2 separate regions of the Homo sapiens genome follow, and region 1 is linked to region 2. A link is an interaction called in ENCODE POLR2A ChIA-PET data of the cell type or tissue named here. Cell type or tissue: Panc1. All regions are shown on one strand. Each heading gives the region's core, and the rest is flanking DNA. Links, peaks and the distances in the headings are about the cores only. Region 1 overlaps ROBO1 (roundabout guidance receptor 1). Region 2 overlaps ROBO1 (roundabout guidance receptor 1).

What was found. Peaks named below come from ENCODE experiments on the same cell type or tissue, not always from the same donor. Only the 100,000 strongest peaks of a DNase experiment are listed, where the experiment ranks them.
Region 1: POLR2A ChIA-PET joins it to region 2 with 11 read pairs; 2 of 35 experiments call an interaction of 5 or more read pairs at or near these places.

Annotation. Positions count from the first base shown.
Region 1 is chr3:78,912,474-78,920,825 of GRCh38, forward strand. The region is part of intron 4 of ROBO1 (roundabout guidance receptor 1); the gene reads right to left. Among named protein-coding and RNA genes, the nearest start is that of MIR3923, 590 kb to the right of the region's middle. In Panc1, for the core only: no CTCF peak of the experiment used is centred there; a DNase peak (open chromatin) is centred at 6,649; H3K4me3 peaks cover 1,308 bases; H3K27ac peaks cover 4,491 bases.
Region 2 is chr3:78,762,208-78,770,559 of GRCh38, forward strand. The region is part of intron 4 of ROBO1 (roundabout guidance receptor 1); the gene reads right to left. Among named protein-coding and RNA genes, the nearest start is that of LINC02077, 720 kb to the left of the region's middle. In Panc1, for the core only: no CTCF peak of the experiment used is centred there; no DNase peak of the experiment used is centred there; H3K4me3 peaks cover 463 bases; H3K27ac peaks cover 1,253 bases.

The DNA of each region.
Region 1 (8,352 bases), core at 48-8,047, 150 kb after region 2:
TATGTCCTTTAATTCTGGTCTGCATGCTGCCTACCATTAAATATTCGTAATGGATTATTGTAAACAGGAGATTAGCATGGGAGACAGGGTGTTAAAGCTGAGTCTCAGCCTCTGTTTTATTAAACTTCCTTCCTTGTTCTTGAAACCTTGCACAAGCTATAGTATTTGTGATAATATCATCAATTTTAGCTAAATAGTGAAGCATCCATGTGCAAATAGAAAACTGTGAGTTTATTTTCAAAGCCGTAGAAAGTTCAGGCTGTATGTCACAATAAATTAAAACCTAGGTTACCCTTTTTAAAAAACATTAATTTTCAAATGATCACATACATAATCTGTGAGTAAACATCAGATGTTTAACAAAAAGAATGTTATCTTTAGTTTGAAGAATAAAAATGTAGAATTGTGTATGAGTCACAAGAAGTGTTTCTGCTGGTTACTGCCCTCTTGAACGTCCAATTTTCTCCTCCTCACTTAAACAAAACAATTATATTGTTGAATGCACTCAACAGAAATAGTATATGTAAAGAAGCACAGATTTTTTGATATGATTTTTTGTTACGACAGCTGAAAAATGTTACCTTTATTTGAAAAATAAAATGTATATTTACCATTATATCAGTTCTTTGACTAACTTTCCAGCCAACAAATGGAGATGGTTAAATAAATGTGCATTTCTACGATGGAATAAATGGAGTAGAAATGTGCATCATATTCAAATGAATTTATATACTTGGCCAGCCTAATATGTCACCAATAGTATGTAGAATATGGATGATGAGATAGTGAATTCTGTTTTGGTGACAGTAGGGCTAACCCAGCTAAATAGAAATCAAACCCAAAATTGTGGCCCTTTTATATTTACATTATGTATCGCAGTCAACTGAGCAAGGGACGTAACAAGAGATTTACCAGTGCCTCTTTTGCTTAGTTTTCAATTTTTAAAATGTCAAGCCAATATAAATTAATCCAAAAGATTAATAATCTAGAGCAATGAGAAATCATTTATTTAAAAAAGAGTAAAAAAAATATTTAAAATTCCATTGATTCATTTTGGATTAACTAGAAAGAGAAAAATAATTTCAAATATAATCTCTCCTTTGTAAATAGTAATAAATTCCAGTCCTCACAAAGGAAAATAATAGACTGATGTTTGCAGATGTATTAATATATTGTCTTACGGTGTTACGTGTATTACTGAAACATTTTATTTTTTTTCAACTTGTGAAATGTTAGAGTTTCTGATTAAACTTTGAAATAAAAAGAATAAAGAGAAGCAAGTAGAGATTAAAGAAACACATTACAAAAGCTTTCTTGATTTACAAAACTTTTCTTAAAGGAAAGCAGAAAGCTATTATAATGGTTAAAGACAGAGCCCTTTTATGTGTGCACATGGGAAGTACTTCTAGAGAGGGTCGTATTTCCCTAGGCTAGAGACCAAGAAAACTTCACGGCCCCAGGCCTTGAGTTTTGTAGTGAGAACAATTCATTCATTGAGCACTAAGATTCAGTAATCAAAGTATGAGGACAAGGGTGTGATTTTCATCTTATCTGAGGGCAAGGGAAAACCAATTCAAAAGAAACAAATGGCAGTAAGAAAATGGAATCTCCCATATGGCTAAAACATTTTAATGTATGGGCCGTTATTTCTTCACTTTTAAGTTTCATTTTGTATAAATCACTGACTATATAATATGCCAGAGACATATGTTGTGCTTCACAATTTGCAACAATAATTTCATATTACATTATTCAAATCTCTTCAAAAATCATAAAGGCTATATAAACCATATTGCATCAAAAATGGAAAGAAATAGACAGTATACGAGTTTACCAAATATTTGATATCAACAAACCATAATAAAGAGAAACATACGCAAATTCAAAGGTTAACAATTACATTATTTTTCAAACCCTAGTTTATTCAGTGGACATAAGGAATTTTGTTGAAAAGGTTTAAGGTTATAATGCCCCTAAGAACTAGATGAAAAATCTGTGTATATTTAGTATACATGCCCAATGTCCAATCAACATCCTATTTGGGCTCCAATGGCTCCAAGTATTTCCCTGACACTACTCCAAATTTCAATGAATGGCCACAAGAAACAAAAATATAAATCAATGTTTTTATTACACGTAACTTGCTTAGTTTCTGAACAAGAGCTTTGAAAATAGTTGCTTTTAATTTTATATAAAATTTATATATTTTATTTATAATTTATATTTATAGGTATATATTTTATTTATAATTTTATATATTATACCATGTATACATTTTATAAATTATATATATATATTTATATAAATATGCTTTTAATTTTACCCATTTAAACTTAACTAAAACCTTAGGTAAAAATGAAAATAAATGCATACATGAAGAAAATACATTCTTAAGGTAAGATAATAAATGCCATATCAATTATCTATTATATAATATATGAATGTACTTTCTCAAGGATCAGCATAGAAAACTTGGAAATGTGCCTGCTCCCTTTTTGCATTATTAGGTGTTTGATTAAAATTAAGATACAAATTAAAAAACAAAAACAGTGGCAAACTGAGAAGACAGAAACGATATAGAAAATACAGGTCCTACCAGGGCACTCTTATTCCGCATGTGGCATGATAAAGTAATGAAACACTATCATCTATTATGACAAAGTCAAATTTAGCCTTTGTACTCTGGGATCCTGGAAACACAATGCTCAAATATATGAAACTGACAGTGGTTTAGATTCAGACTTACCTAAGATTATGAAGGCACCTAATAGTAAGAAACATCAAGAATGTTCAAAAAGAGTTTCCTAATTCTGAAAATATTTCAAAATTTGAAGAGATAAAAAGAAAAATTACCACCAGGTGTTTCCGATTTAATTTTAACCGCTTCTGACAAAAGTTTAAAGATATTTATATTCAATTTCTACTTTCAAATTAACTTCATAATCCTCCATTTTTACTTCCAAATGAAATCATAATAAATAGAGCAGATTAACATAGATTTTTATCTGATATAACATATTTCCAGCATTTCCACACATTTTAAGAATGATTAGCTTTTCCTCTTACCACTTTATGTATATTATTTATACCAATTTTTATAAATATCTTGTATAATACTTACTGAGACATAAAGTTTAATTATTAACATAAAATTTAGTAAAATTTACTGAAGATATGCATTTAAAATTCCTTCCTTCCTTCATTTCTTTCTGTTTTTTTTGAGGCAGGGTTTTGCTCTGTCACCCAGGCTGGACTGCAGTGGGATGATCACAGCTCCCTGCAGCTTAAATCTTCCCACGTCAGCCACCCGAGTAGCTAGGACTAGGTGTGCGTCATCATGCCTGGCTAATTTTTAAAAAATGTTTATAGAGATGAGGTCTCACTATGCTGCCCAGGTTAGTCTGGAACTCCTGAGTTCAAGTCATCCTCCTGCCTTGGCCTCCCAAAGTGCAAGTGCGAGAGCCGCTGTGCCCAGCCTAAAAAATTCTTTATTCTGGGCCAGTCGCGGTGGCTCACGCCTGTAATCCCAGCACTTTGGGAGGCCGAGGTGGGCGGATCACGAGGTCAGGAAATCGAGACCATCCTGGCTAACACAGTGAAACCCCGTCTCTACTAAAAATACAAAAAATTAGCCGGGTGTGGTGGCGGCGCCTGTAGTCGCAGCCACTCGGGAGGCTGAGGCAGGAGAATGGCGTGAACCCGGGAGGCGGAGCTTGCAGTGAGCCGAGATCGCGCCACTGCACTCCAGCCTGGGCGACAGCGAGACTCCGTCAAAAAAAAAAAAAAAAACAACTTTATTCTTTTTCTAAAGTGTCACGCCTGTAATCCCAGCACTTTGGGAAGCCGAGGTGGGCGAACCACCTGAGGTCAAAACTCGAGACCAGCCTGGCCAACGTGGTGAAACCCCATCTCTACTAAAAATACAAGAATTAGCCAGGTGTGGGGGCGGGTGCCTGTACTCCCAGCTATTCAGGAGGCTGAGACAGGAGAATTGCTTGAACCTGGGAGGCGGAGGTTGCAGTGAGCCAAGATCATACCACTGCACTCCAGCCTGGACAACAGAGCAAGTATCTGTCTCAAAAAGAAAAAAAAAAAAAAAAGAAAAAAATGGAATTAGTAAGCAATACTGTTTTTTTATTTATGTAATCTTTTATCAATATTTCTTACCTTATATCTAATCAAAACTGGAAGCTTTCTGCAAAATTATAGTTGTGATTTTGACTTTAAGTATGGTATTATAATCATTCGATTTACATTCTTTAGTCTGGTTAAATAATGTAGTTTCTGGAAATTACTATCTAGCTTAGTTCACGTGGGTAAGGGTCTGGATAGACATTACTGTGTGAATTCAGGTATTCTATTTTTGAAGAAAACAAAAGAAGCCCATATGGTGGCTAAAAACTGTCATAACCATCTTCTTTGAACGAGTGAGACCAGGAAAACTTTCACCCACAACTTTACTATGTAAGTGTAGGTTGAGTAAAGAAATGACTTAAGCATTAGCAAATCAGATAAGTCTGAAATTAAAATATTTCATTATGAGCTCTCAAGCTAAATTATTAAATTCTTATTCCCACTTAATAATGGTTAATGTCAGTATAGTCAGAGTTGTTTTTTTGTTTTTCGTTTTTTTTTTTTTTTTGAGATGGAGTCTTGTTCTGTCACCAGGCTGGAGTGCAGAGGCACAATCTCGGCTCATTGCAACCTCTGCCTCCCGGGTTCAAGCGATTCTCCTGCCTCAGCCTCCTAAGTAGCCAAGATTATAGGTGCCCGCCACCACACCCAGTTAATTTTGGCACTTGTAGTAGAGATGGGGTTTCACCATGTTGTCCAGGATGGTCTCGACCTCCTGACCTTGTGATCCACTAGTCAGAGTTTGTTTTTAAATGACTATTTACTTATTTTAAAAATATAAAGTATTTTATTAACAGGGACATCATCTTTTAGAAAAATAACAAACGTTTTTGAAATAATTATGAAAAATTAAGCTAAATTATACAAATTTAGGCTATTTTGACTGTGAGGCCATCTTAAATATAAATGTAATTTGTTGAACATGGTAAACTCACTAGTTTTGCATCTAGAAATAATTAATTTTGTAAAATCTGAAATTCCATCATGAATAATCAGCTATAATAAAGAAAAAGAAGGCATACTTAAGAAAGAACTAAAACTGCAGTGTCAAGAAGTCCTTAAACATCCGGAACCTTTAAGCGGAACTTGGCATAAACTCAGATCATGTCCCAGTAAGATAATTTCTCTGGGGACATATTGCTCACTCAGCTTTGAAGGATTTATTTTAGACAGATTTGTCTGGCCTATTAACAATTCTAATCCAAAGAACCTGAAAAAGAAAGCAAGGAAGAAGGAAATGAGTGGTTTTTTTTCCAACCACAACTCTCAGCTTCCATTCAGAAAATATCTTCCTTCATTTTACACTTTCCTATGTGAATTCATATTAATATTTAAGGACAGAAGCTACTACGACACAGAACCTACATTGTTTGTGATTGTTGTATTTCTTTAAGTATGTAGCCCAGAAATGCACATGGAAATGCCATGCAAAGGCTTTCAGTACATATTAACTGACGCTGAATAACAATTGACAATAAGTTAAACATGAAAACATTAGATTGTGAGCATTCAAGTCTGTGAATAGTAGATTTTTAATCAACTATTTAAAGAACACATATATATGGTAAACCATTTATGGAAAATTGTAAAATAATTCTAATTTATTCCTTCTCCCATGAAATAGGTTAAATTGTGTTGATGACATTTACATCTATAGATGTAAAAGAAATCAGAGTGAAAAGCCCATTTTGCAAAGAGAAATATATAAAAATTTGGAATGTCTATGGTCTATAAAACACCCAGAGTGCTCACAGGATGAAAAAAATGTATGAAAACCAACCATGACAGAGAGCGGCTTGGAAAAGTTATTAACCCAGGAAAGATTCTAACATGGTATGGTAACTTTTGTTCAATTCAGAGAACTAAAATTAGTTATATGAATCATTATCCCTTATTTGGCAATTTGGGGATTTTGTTTCAGTTAGTTTACAGCAATCTTTCCTAACTTAGTGTTTGCTCTGTGTTTTATACTCTTTAGGGTATAAAACAATCTCTAGGTAGTCTGTTAGAGGACAGCCAAAAATAATAAAAGACTGGCTCAATTAGATTCTGGCTTTCTTTCTTAAAATTTCCAAGTTTAGACTGTCAACTTCAGCTTTTCTTTGGTCTTCTCAGCTGCCTTCTAAGGTACCCAGGAAGTTAAGTACAAATATCCATATGTCCCACATACTTCTAGGAAACCTCATGTAGAACACAATACTCACAGATACTCATAGCCCACAACCATAAAGTGAGTACTTTATGAAAAAAGGATATGAAAAAGGAAGCATTCTGGCAATTGTCCTAATCTAGGTAACCTAATTCTTCAACACATGTTTCTGCAACCAAGTTAGTGATTCTTTCTTGTGGTTCTGGAGCAAAGGAAAGTACCACACTGTCATAATTTTATCTACACTTACAAATATTTTACCCATTTTGGAAAAAAGGTCAATGACATATCGACAATATGTTATTTCTAAAGTGTCATATTAAGATAATTATGCCTACAACCCTCAGACATATATCAATTTGTGCTTGACTTTCTTACCGGTTATTACATCAGACCATAGGGAGATTATGGTTACGTGAGCTTCAAACAGGCTCAAGTGTATCCTCACAAAGTGACTCACTGGATCCTCTGAACAGGGGAATTCACACACAGACTAGCTTAGACAGTGCAAGGCCAGACTGAAATACTAGTACTTTCACATCACTGAAAGTTACTGGCCAGAGATGAGTAACTTCTTGTCTTTTTTTAACACTGAAAAATAAAAGGTGATTCTGACAATATAAAACAAGCAAGGTTGAGAATCAATTAAGTAGAATCAAAGTAGATGGGCCTAAAAGAAAGCTGAACATGGCCCAAGAACAGCCTTGTCACTGCAAGAAAATGGAAATAGTATGTGCTAACACGGTAAGCCAATTGAAGCTTTACTGCTTCCCAGCTATTTACTTAGTGGATTGTCCTGTCAATATCTAGGCTTTAAAAGATTACCTATTCCATGTCAGAAGATCTCAGTATTGATCCTGCCTGGACATGATCTCCCTGGTCATGTTATTTTACAGGGCCAGATTAAATAATGGTTTCTTTACCCAAAGCTACTTTGTCTTTACATCACAGAAAAAGTTGAGGAAGGTAAATCGATGGAGGTTAAAATTATAGGCCTTAATAAAGGACAATAAAGGCAAAAAGAAGAAACAACCAACTAGCAGTTTACCTCCTTTTAGCCCATCTCAAATTTTATTGGAGGAATCCATTTTTTAGTATACTAATCTTGTGATAACTTGATTTGCTAATAATGCATAGATATCAAAGCCACAGCTTAATCCTAAATGCAAAACATAAAGGTCTGGAACCAATTACCTGTGGCAGGGTGAAAATGTAATAGTTTCATGTGTAAGAAGGAATTAAATGTAAAACAATCCTAACATTGTACTGATTGTTATCTATGATTCAGTGTGAATTCGGAAAACAAATAGGAAAATGTAAATTAAAAACTGCGTATTTTGCAACATACTGACTACTATAGTAACAATTATATTCCCAAAGGAAATAAAATATATCATGCCTTAGCATTATTTAGTGAGAAGGTAATTGTCTTACATACAAGATGAATTTGTCCTACATTTCACTTTCATGATTAAGAATCCTTCATGATTAATGAAAGGCTTTAACTGTTAGAGACAAAATAACATAAGGATTATAGGCATGGACAATTTTTTTTTTCTTTTTTTTGAGATGGAGTCTTGCTCTGTTGCCCAGGCTGGAGTACAGTGGCACAATCTCAGCTCACTGCAACCTCTGCCTCCCAGGTTCAAGCAATTCTCCTGCCTCAGCCTCCTGAGTAGCTAGGATTACAGGCAGGTGCCACCACGCACGGCTAACTTTTTTTTATTTTTAGTAGAGACGGGATTTCACAATGTTGGTCAGGCTGGTCTCAAACTCCTGATCTGATGATCCGCCCACCTCGGCCTCCCAAAGTGCTGGGATTACAGGCATGAGCCACCGTACCCAGCCTTTCTTTTTCTTTCTTTCAGTTTTTTTTTTTTTTTTTTTTTTTTTTTTGACAGAAGGTTTTACTCTGTTACCCAGGCTGGAGTGCAATGACACAAACACAGCTCACTGCAGCCTCAACCTCTGGGCCGTCAAATGATCCTCCCATCACTGCCTCTCAACTTAGCCTCCAAAGTAGCTGGTACCACAGGTGCATGTCACCATGCTCAGCTGATTTTATTTTT
Region 2 (8,352 bases), core at 337-8,336:
TTAATTGACAATGACCTATGATTTAATAGAGATGAAGATCTGTGCTTACAGACATCATGGAGTAATCCCATGGTCTTAATGAGCAAAAAGTTGAGTCATAAAAAGGATTTTTTATTAGCTTTTAAAAATGACAAAACATAGATTTCCCCCTTGACCTAAATACTAAAAGTTAGGAAATAATAAAATTAAAAACACATTGTTGCTCCTAATTTCATTTATATTTCCAGTTGTTATTTTATCTGTTTTTTGTTTGTTTTACATTCAGTGTTACAAAAGGGAAATGTATGTGAACATATAATAACCGAGGATACATATAATTTAATATAATAATTTCACTAAACAGACGATGTAGAGGCACTTCTTAATCATGCATTTCTTAAGTTAGTTTTTTCTTTTGTTCTCCAGGTCAGAACTATAGAGAAACTTTACTTGATTCATGCATAGCAATTTCCTCTTTAACTTCCCCCAAAATAAAAGACGATGAGCAAGATATAAGGAAAAATCAGTTACATTTAATTTTTATAATTGAAATAACATATTAAGGATTACTTAATTTATTGTCTTTACTAATCAAACTATGCTGTTTAATCATTTCAATATTTAAAATGATATTATTTCTCTTTGCTTAGAAACAAAAGAAACAAAAAAAAGGCATTTCAAAACATCATGACCAGTGAACAAAAAACCACAACCACTAATTATAAAATGTTCCAGGATTGGAGGGGATCATAGACATGTTGAAAAAGGTAATTAAGTATGGAAGAAGAGGAAGATGAAATAAGCACCATACCACATGATGTGACACAAGAGACAAGCACTTATTTTATTCCTAAACTCTATAAATAATTGACAGCTCGTACAACCATAATTAATTGATCTAAGTAATGCTTGAAAGAAACACTACCACATATCTAACAGGGATAAGATACAGCTCGAAGTAAAGACCGGCAATTAAAATATCCAGCATTTTATGGTCACATAAATTAAGTGTTGGTATCAAAGCAACAATTAAGCAAAAGAGAAGACAAAAGAACAACTAAATTAATAATGCATTTCTAGTAGGTTTTTTTCTTTTTTGGTATCCTAATGGCTAGAAAATGAACTACTGAACACATTTATAGTAAGTACATATGGCCTCTGTAGTTGGAAGTTGTTTTTAATATTTTAATCCATGAATGCTGCCTCCAACTTGTTTAATGTATGTGGTACTTTATCATTTTTACCATTTAAAAATTCATACCTTAATCTTCCATATTATAATCAAATTTGAAATGTATTTTGAAGCAACTGTAACTTTTAGCTAACTACATTCACATGTGTTCATTATGAAGTTTGGTAATACATGCCTATAAGCAGACTTTACAAAAAGAAACACATGATTTTCTCTCCATTCCCAAACTCCACACCATTTAATCTCTTGCCTTTCATTTAATTTATAATTTAAGTCATTAAAAAAATTGAGTTCTTACTCTTATGTTAGTCTTTGAAAAACCAAGTGTCCATCTTTGGTTCTGCCAATCTTGAAACCACCTGTAAGCCTTTACTCCACAAGAACTCCTTGGCCAACCTTCCTCTACCCAATCCATTCCCGAGTTTTAACCGGCAAAGCGATTTGCCACCTCTTACCGTATACCTCAAAGACTGGCTGTCTGTACATACCGGAATTTAAAGCCTACATAGAAAGTGTGAACATTTTAATTGCTTAAGGTTAGTGTATGAAGTAAAAGTTTTATAGTGTGGAAGTGTAAGAGATGTGATTACGTGTCAAACGATTTTATTTTAGTTAGATGGAGGGCTGCAAATAGAAGCTGACGGGTTTGGATATGGATTTTCAGTAGATAACTCTGCTTTATCTTAAAAAGCAAACGAAAATTTTAATTAGACTTCCAGTTTCATTAAACAGAAAAAAATATTCATGTATTCTACTGTTTTGTACTGTGGAGACATGAGAGAGAGAAAAGATAAGCAACTTAGTCTATATTCTATCATCTTTTTGTTTATTATTTTGAATCATAGCATGTTTTAGTTAGAAGGAATTTAGAGATCTTTTTAGTCCAACTCTTCTTCATTGTACAGAGGGAAAAACTGAGTCCAGTTAGGTTAAATAATTGGTTTAATACTGTAATAACCCAAATAGCTTATGAAAGCCCATTTATTCCCAATTTCATGATCATTACCCACTGACTACTTGAACAGATTCCAAAGAAAACAAACAGCATTTTATTAAAACAATTAAAAAATATTTTGAGATTGAATTGAGACTATTTCTGAAGCAGTTCTAGGTAAAATATTAATGGAAAGTCTTTGGCAGCCACAAGATTTGACCAAGATGCTTCACTGTGGAGCGGCTGCTTATCTTATAGTTTTCCCATTAGACCAGCCCCAGAAACCCAACACTTAGAAGAGAACTATCTTAATATAGTAAGTAATATCCTTGTATCAAGCATTAACCACATGAGAAAATTAAGCCCATTCCTGTTACAACCATTTAAATTTGATACTATATCTGTTAGTTTACTTTCAGTTTTGAAAATTTCAAGCTCAGGAATTTTATTCTCAGGCTCATGAATTTAGGTTGAAGACAATGTCATCATAATTGCTACCTGTCACAGAGACATAAGGCCTCTACCGATAAAATAGATGGTTCATTCTGTCATCATGACAGCTTTAAAAATTGACAGCTCTCTTAAGAAGAAAATGGTACAAAAATAATATAATGGTTTGTGTGATTTTTTTAAGTAAAAGATTTCATACATGAGGAAGTTATAGTCGTGATTTTGATTCAAATCGTAGCAACTCATCAATGAATCAATACACATTTTAGACTTTTTTTTCAAATGTATATTTTAGACCTTTGGTTTTATTGTTGTTGCTGAATTTTTAAAAAGTAAGGTATTGCAAAGTTAAGAGGAGCACGTCACCATCAATTTTCATATGATAATTTTAGGCCTTCTCTCGAAGTTTCTATATGCAGATCATGACTGAATATTGTTGTTTAATCTAAGTCTTGCAGGGAAGGCAGGTGACTCTTTTATTTGGAACTGGGTCCACCCTAAAGTTTTGATTATATTTACAAGACAGAACATCCTAATCTTCAAAGATTCATTCATTTGTAAGTCAAGCTTCATAAAAGGATGAAATGATTATTTTAAATATTTTTTAAAAAAATATAGAAACATAAAATTTATTATTAAATATAAACTTGCCTTCAATAAAATATTTTAATTCAACATATATAGCAACCTCAGTTGATTAAGAAATTACATTAAAGTAAAACAATATTATCTTTAAAACTTGAAAAAAAGACACTTCATGAAGATAGTGCTTTTACTAAGCGAAAGAGTAGGAGATACACTGCCCACAAAGAGGGAAACAAAATAAAGTATATTTTTAGATTATTATGGTGAGCACTAATATCTAACAGGCTAGCATACTAATAAAGTGGTCATTCAAAATGCTGTGTACTGTAAGATAAATATATGAGCAAGGCAAAGGGATCCAGTCTCATTTTATCGTGCACTTTAATAGAGGACAAAGCTAGTTAAACAGATGGCACTCAGGATTTCTCAATGAATTCAGCATCTGTGTGTACATGTTGCATAAATGCCAATTAAAATGTGTCCGAGTAAATTTACATCCCTTGCTGATAGATAGTAAGCCAATCTTGCTGGCTCAGGATCAAGGTTAAACTTAATCATCTGCTGAACTTTCAGCAAGTTGCTCTCAAATTGTACAGAAATTCCCAGTGAAATAATAAAAACAGAACTCCTATTGATTTGTATTTATTTACATTCATAACTCATTTCTGCAGCCTTGGGCTAGAGCTCAAAGGGAAAAAAGTTACTATTTGTATGACTTGGCCAAGTATACTTTTGACCACATTTCCAACAAATACCTCTTTGATTAAAATGCCGGCCTGAATAAATTTTCCTAACCTCCTCCTTGCAACTTCCCAGTTGAAATAATTTTGTTTAAAAATGATCCTTTCAAAATGATCTTGAACAAAGGAAAAAGGCAGGTAGCAGTAGGTCTATTATTTATATAGCAGGGAACAGAGCATCTGCCTCAGATTGACAGGCAGCCATGAAATTAACAGAAGCAATTCTTCCTAGAAGAATATAAAAATGGCTTCCCCTGACATTTTAAAAATACTGCTTTGCTTTAGTACCCCAACCCCAACCCCCAGTACATTTGTACTCACATAAAGCTTGGTCGCTGTTGGTGTATAGAAGACCTACTGATTTGTGTACATTAATCTTGTATCCGGAAATTTTGCTGAATTCTTTTATCAGTTCTAGGAGCTTTCTGGAGGAGACTTTACGGTTTTTTTAGGTAAACAATCATATCCTCAGCAAACAGTGACAATTTGACTTTCTCTTTACTGATTTGGATGCCCTTTATTTCTTTCTCTTGACTGATTGCTCTGGCTAGGACTTCCAGTACTATGTTGAAGAGGAATGGTGAGAGTGGGCATCCTTGTCTTGTTCCCGTTCTCATAGCGAATACTTTCAGCTTCTCTTCATTCAGTATTATGTTGGCTGTGGGTTCGTCATAGATGGCTTTTATTACATTAAGGTATGTCCCTTGTATGCCAATCTTGCTGAGAGTTTTAATCATAAAGGAAAGCTGGATTTTGTCAGATGCTTTTTCTGCATCTATTGAGATGATCATTTGATTTTTATTGTTAATTCTGTTTATATGGTGTATCGCATTGACTGGCTTGCATATGTTAAGCCATCCCTGCTTCCCTGGTATGAAACCCACTTGATCATGGTGGATTATCTGTCGGACATGTTGTTGGATTCAGTTAGCTACAATTTTGTTAAGGATTTTAGCATCTGTGTTCATCAATGATATAGGTCTATAGTTTCCTTTTTTGGTAATATCCTTTCCTGGTTTTGGTATTAGCGTGATGCTGGCTTCATAGAATGAATTAGGGAGGGTTCCTTCTTTTTCTGTCTTGTGGAATAGTGTCAAAAGGATTGGTACCAATTCTTCTTTAAATGTCTGGTAGAATTCTGCTGTGAATCCGTCTGGTCCTGGACTTTTTTTTTTTGTCGGTAATTTATTTTATTTTATTTTTTGAGGCAGGGTCTCACCCAGGCTGGAGTGCAGTGGCATGATTTTGGCTCACTGCAACCTCCACCTCCTGGGGTCAAGCGATTCTCCTGCCTCAACCTCCTGAGTAGCTGGGATTACAGGCACTCACTACCACACCTGGATAATTTTTGTACTTTTGGTAGAGACGAGGTTTCACCATGTTGACCAGGCTGGTCTCGAACTCCTGGCCTCAAGCGACTCACCTGCTTTGGCCTCCCAAAATGCTGGGATTACAGGCATGAGCCACTGTGCCCAGCCTGTTGGTAATTTTTTAATTACCATTTCAATCTCACTCCTTGTTGTTGGTCTGTTCAGGGTATCTAATTTTTCCTGATTTAAGCTAGAAGGGTTGTATTTTCCCAAGAATTTATCCATCTCTTCTAGGTTTTCTAGTTTATGTGTGGAAAGGTGTTCATAGTAACCTCAAATGATCTTTTGTATTTCAGTGGTGTCAGTTATAGTATCTCCTGTTTTGTTTCTTAGTGAGGTTATTTGGATTTTCTTTCTTTTTTTTCTTGGTTAATATTGCTAATGGTCTATCGATTTTATTGATGTTTTAAAAGAACTAGCTTTTGGTTTCATTTATCTTTTGTATTTTTTTGTTTCAATTTTATTTAGTTCTGCTATAATCTTGGTTATTTCCTTTCTTCTGCTGGGTTTGGGTTTGGTTTGTTCTTGTTTCTCTAGTTCCTTGAGGTGTGACCTTAGATTGTGTGTTGGTGCTCTTTCAGACTTTTTGATGTAGGCATTTAGGGCTATGAACTTTCCTCTTAGCACTGCCTTTGCTGTATCCCAGAGGTTTTGATAGGTTGTATCATTATCATCATTCAGTTTGAAGAGTTTTAAAATTTCCATCTTGATTTCGTTTTTGACCAAATGCTCATTCAGGAGCAGGTTATTTAATTTCCATGCATTTGCCTGGTTGTGAATTTTTTTTGGGGGGTGGGGTGGAGTCGATTTTCAGTTTTATTCCACTGTGGTCTGAGAGACTGCTTGATATAATTTCAATTTTCTTAAATTTTTTTTTTTACTTTGAAAAATTTTAATACTTTATGTACTTACAATAAGAAAATAAAGTGAGGAATTATAAACTTTAAAAAAATATATGTTCCTGCTCATTATAGATGGGTTGTAAAATCATGAATAGTAGAGACAGAAAAAGAAAAAAAATACATTCATGACAATTTTCCCTCCTATAATATATAATCATTATTAGCATGGTTTGATGTTTTTCTATTTCTATATGTACTTGCCTGCTTGTGATTGTGTGTCTGGTATGTTAAAATCAATATACATAGACATGTACATATATATTGTTGAAGGCAATGTGGCAGTATGTTCTTTTTTTTTTTTATTATTATACTTTAAGTTTTAGGGTACATGTGCACATTGTGCAGGTTAGTTACATATGTATACATGTGCCATGCTGGTGCGCTGGTGCGCTGCACCCACTAACTCGTCATCTAGCATTAGGTATATCTCCCAATGCTATCCCTCCCCCCTCCCCCCACCCCACCACAGTCCCCAGAGTGTGATATTCCCCTTCCTGTGTCCATGTGATCTCATTGTTCAATTCCCACCTATGAGTGAGAATATGCGGTGTTTGGTTTTTTGTTCTTGCGATAGTTTACTGAGAATGATGATTTCCAATTTATTGAGGCTCGTTTTATAGCCTATCATATGGTCTGTCTTGGAGAATGTTCCATGGGCTGTTGAATGCGTATTCTGCAGTTGTTGGATGAGATGTTCTGTACATATCTGTCAAGTACATTTGTTCCAGGGTATAGTTTACATCCATTGTTTCTTTGTTGACTTTCTGTCTTGATAGCCTGTCTAGTGCTGTCAGTGGAGTATTGAAGTCCACCACTATTATTGTGTTGCTCTCCATCTCATTTCTTAGGTCTATTAGTAATTGTTTTATAAATTTGGGAGCTCCAGTGTTAGGTGCATACATGTTTAGGATTGTGATATTTTCCTGTTGGACAAGGCCTTTTACCATTATATAATGTCCCTCTTTGTCTCTTTTAACCACTGTTGCTTTAAAGTTTGTTTTGTCTGATATAAGAATAGCTACTCCTGCTCGCTTTTGGTGTCCATTTGCATGAAATGCCTTTTTCCACCCTTTAAGTTTGTGTGAGTCCTTTTGTGTTAGGTGAGTCTCCTGAAGGCAGTAGATGGTTGGTGAGTTCTTATCCATTCTGTGGGTCTGTATCTTTTAAGTGGAACATTTAGGCCATTTACATTCAATGTTAGTATTGAGATGTGAGGTGCCATTGCTTTCATTGTGCTTTTTGTTGCCAGTGTACTTTGGTTTTTTTTTTTTTTTTTTTTGCTTTTTAAATTGTATTTTTGTTCTATAGTTCCTGTGTGATTTATGCTTTAAAGAGGTTCTGTTTTTATGTGTTTCCAGGATTTGTTTCAAGATTTAGAGCTCCTTTAAGCAGTTTTCATAGTGGTGGTTTGGTAATGGCGAATTCTCTCAGCCTTTGTTTGTCTGAAAATAACTGTATCTTTCCTTCATACATGATGCTTGGTTTCGCTGGATACAAAATTCTTGGCTAATAATTGTTTTGTTTGAGGAGGCTGAAAATAGGTCCCCAATCCCTCCTAGCTTGTAGGGCTTCTCCTGAGAAATCTGCTATTAATCTGATAGGTTTTCCTTTATAGTTTTCCTGGTGCTTCTGTCTCACAGCTCTTGAGATTCTTTCCTTCATCTTAACTTTGGATAACCTGATGACAGTGTGCCTAGGTGAAGATCATTTTGTGATTAATTTCCCAGGTGTTCTTCTTGCTTCTTGAATTTGGATGTTTAGCTCTTTTGCAGGGCCAGGCAAGTTTTCCTCGATTATTCCCCCAAATATGTTTTCCAGGCTTTTAGATTTCTCTTCTTCCTCAGGTACACCAATTATTCTTAGGTTTGGTCATTTAACCTAATCCCAGACTTCTAGTATTTCCTATTCTCTGCAATCTCACCAGCATCTATTGTTTTTGACTTTTTGATAACAGCCATTCAGAATGGTGTGAGATGGTATCTCATTGTGGTTTTGATTGGTGTTTCTCTGAGGATTAATGATGTGGAGCATTTTTCATATGTTTGTTGGCTGCTTATATGTTTTCTCTTGAGCAGCATCTGTTCATGTCCTTTGCCCATTTTGTAATAAGACTATTTGCTTTTTGCTTGTTCACTTGGTTAAGCTCCTTATAGATTCTGAATACAAGACTCTTGTCAGATACACAAATTGCAAATATATT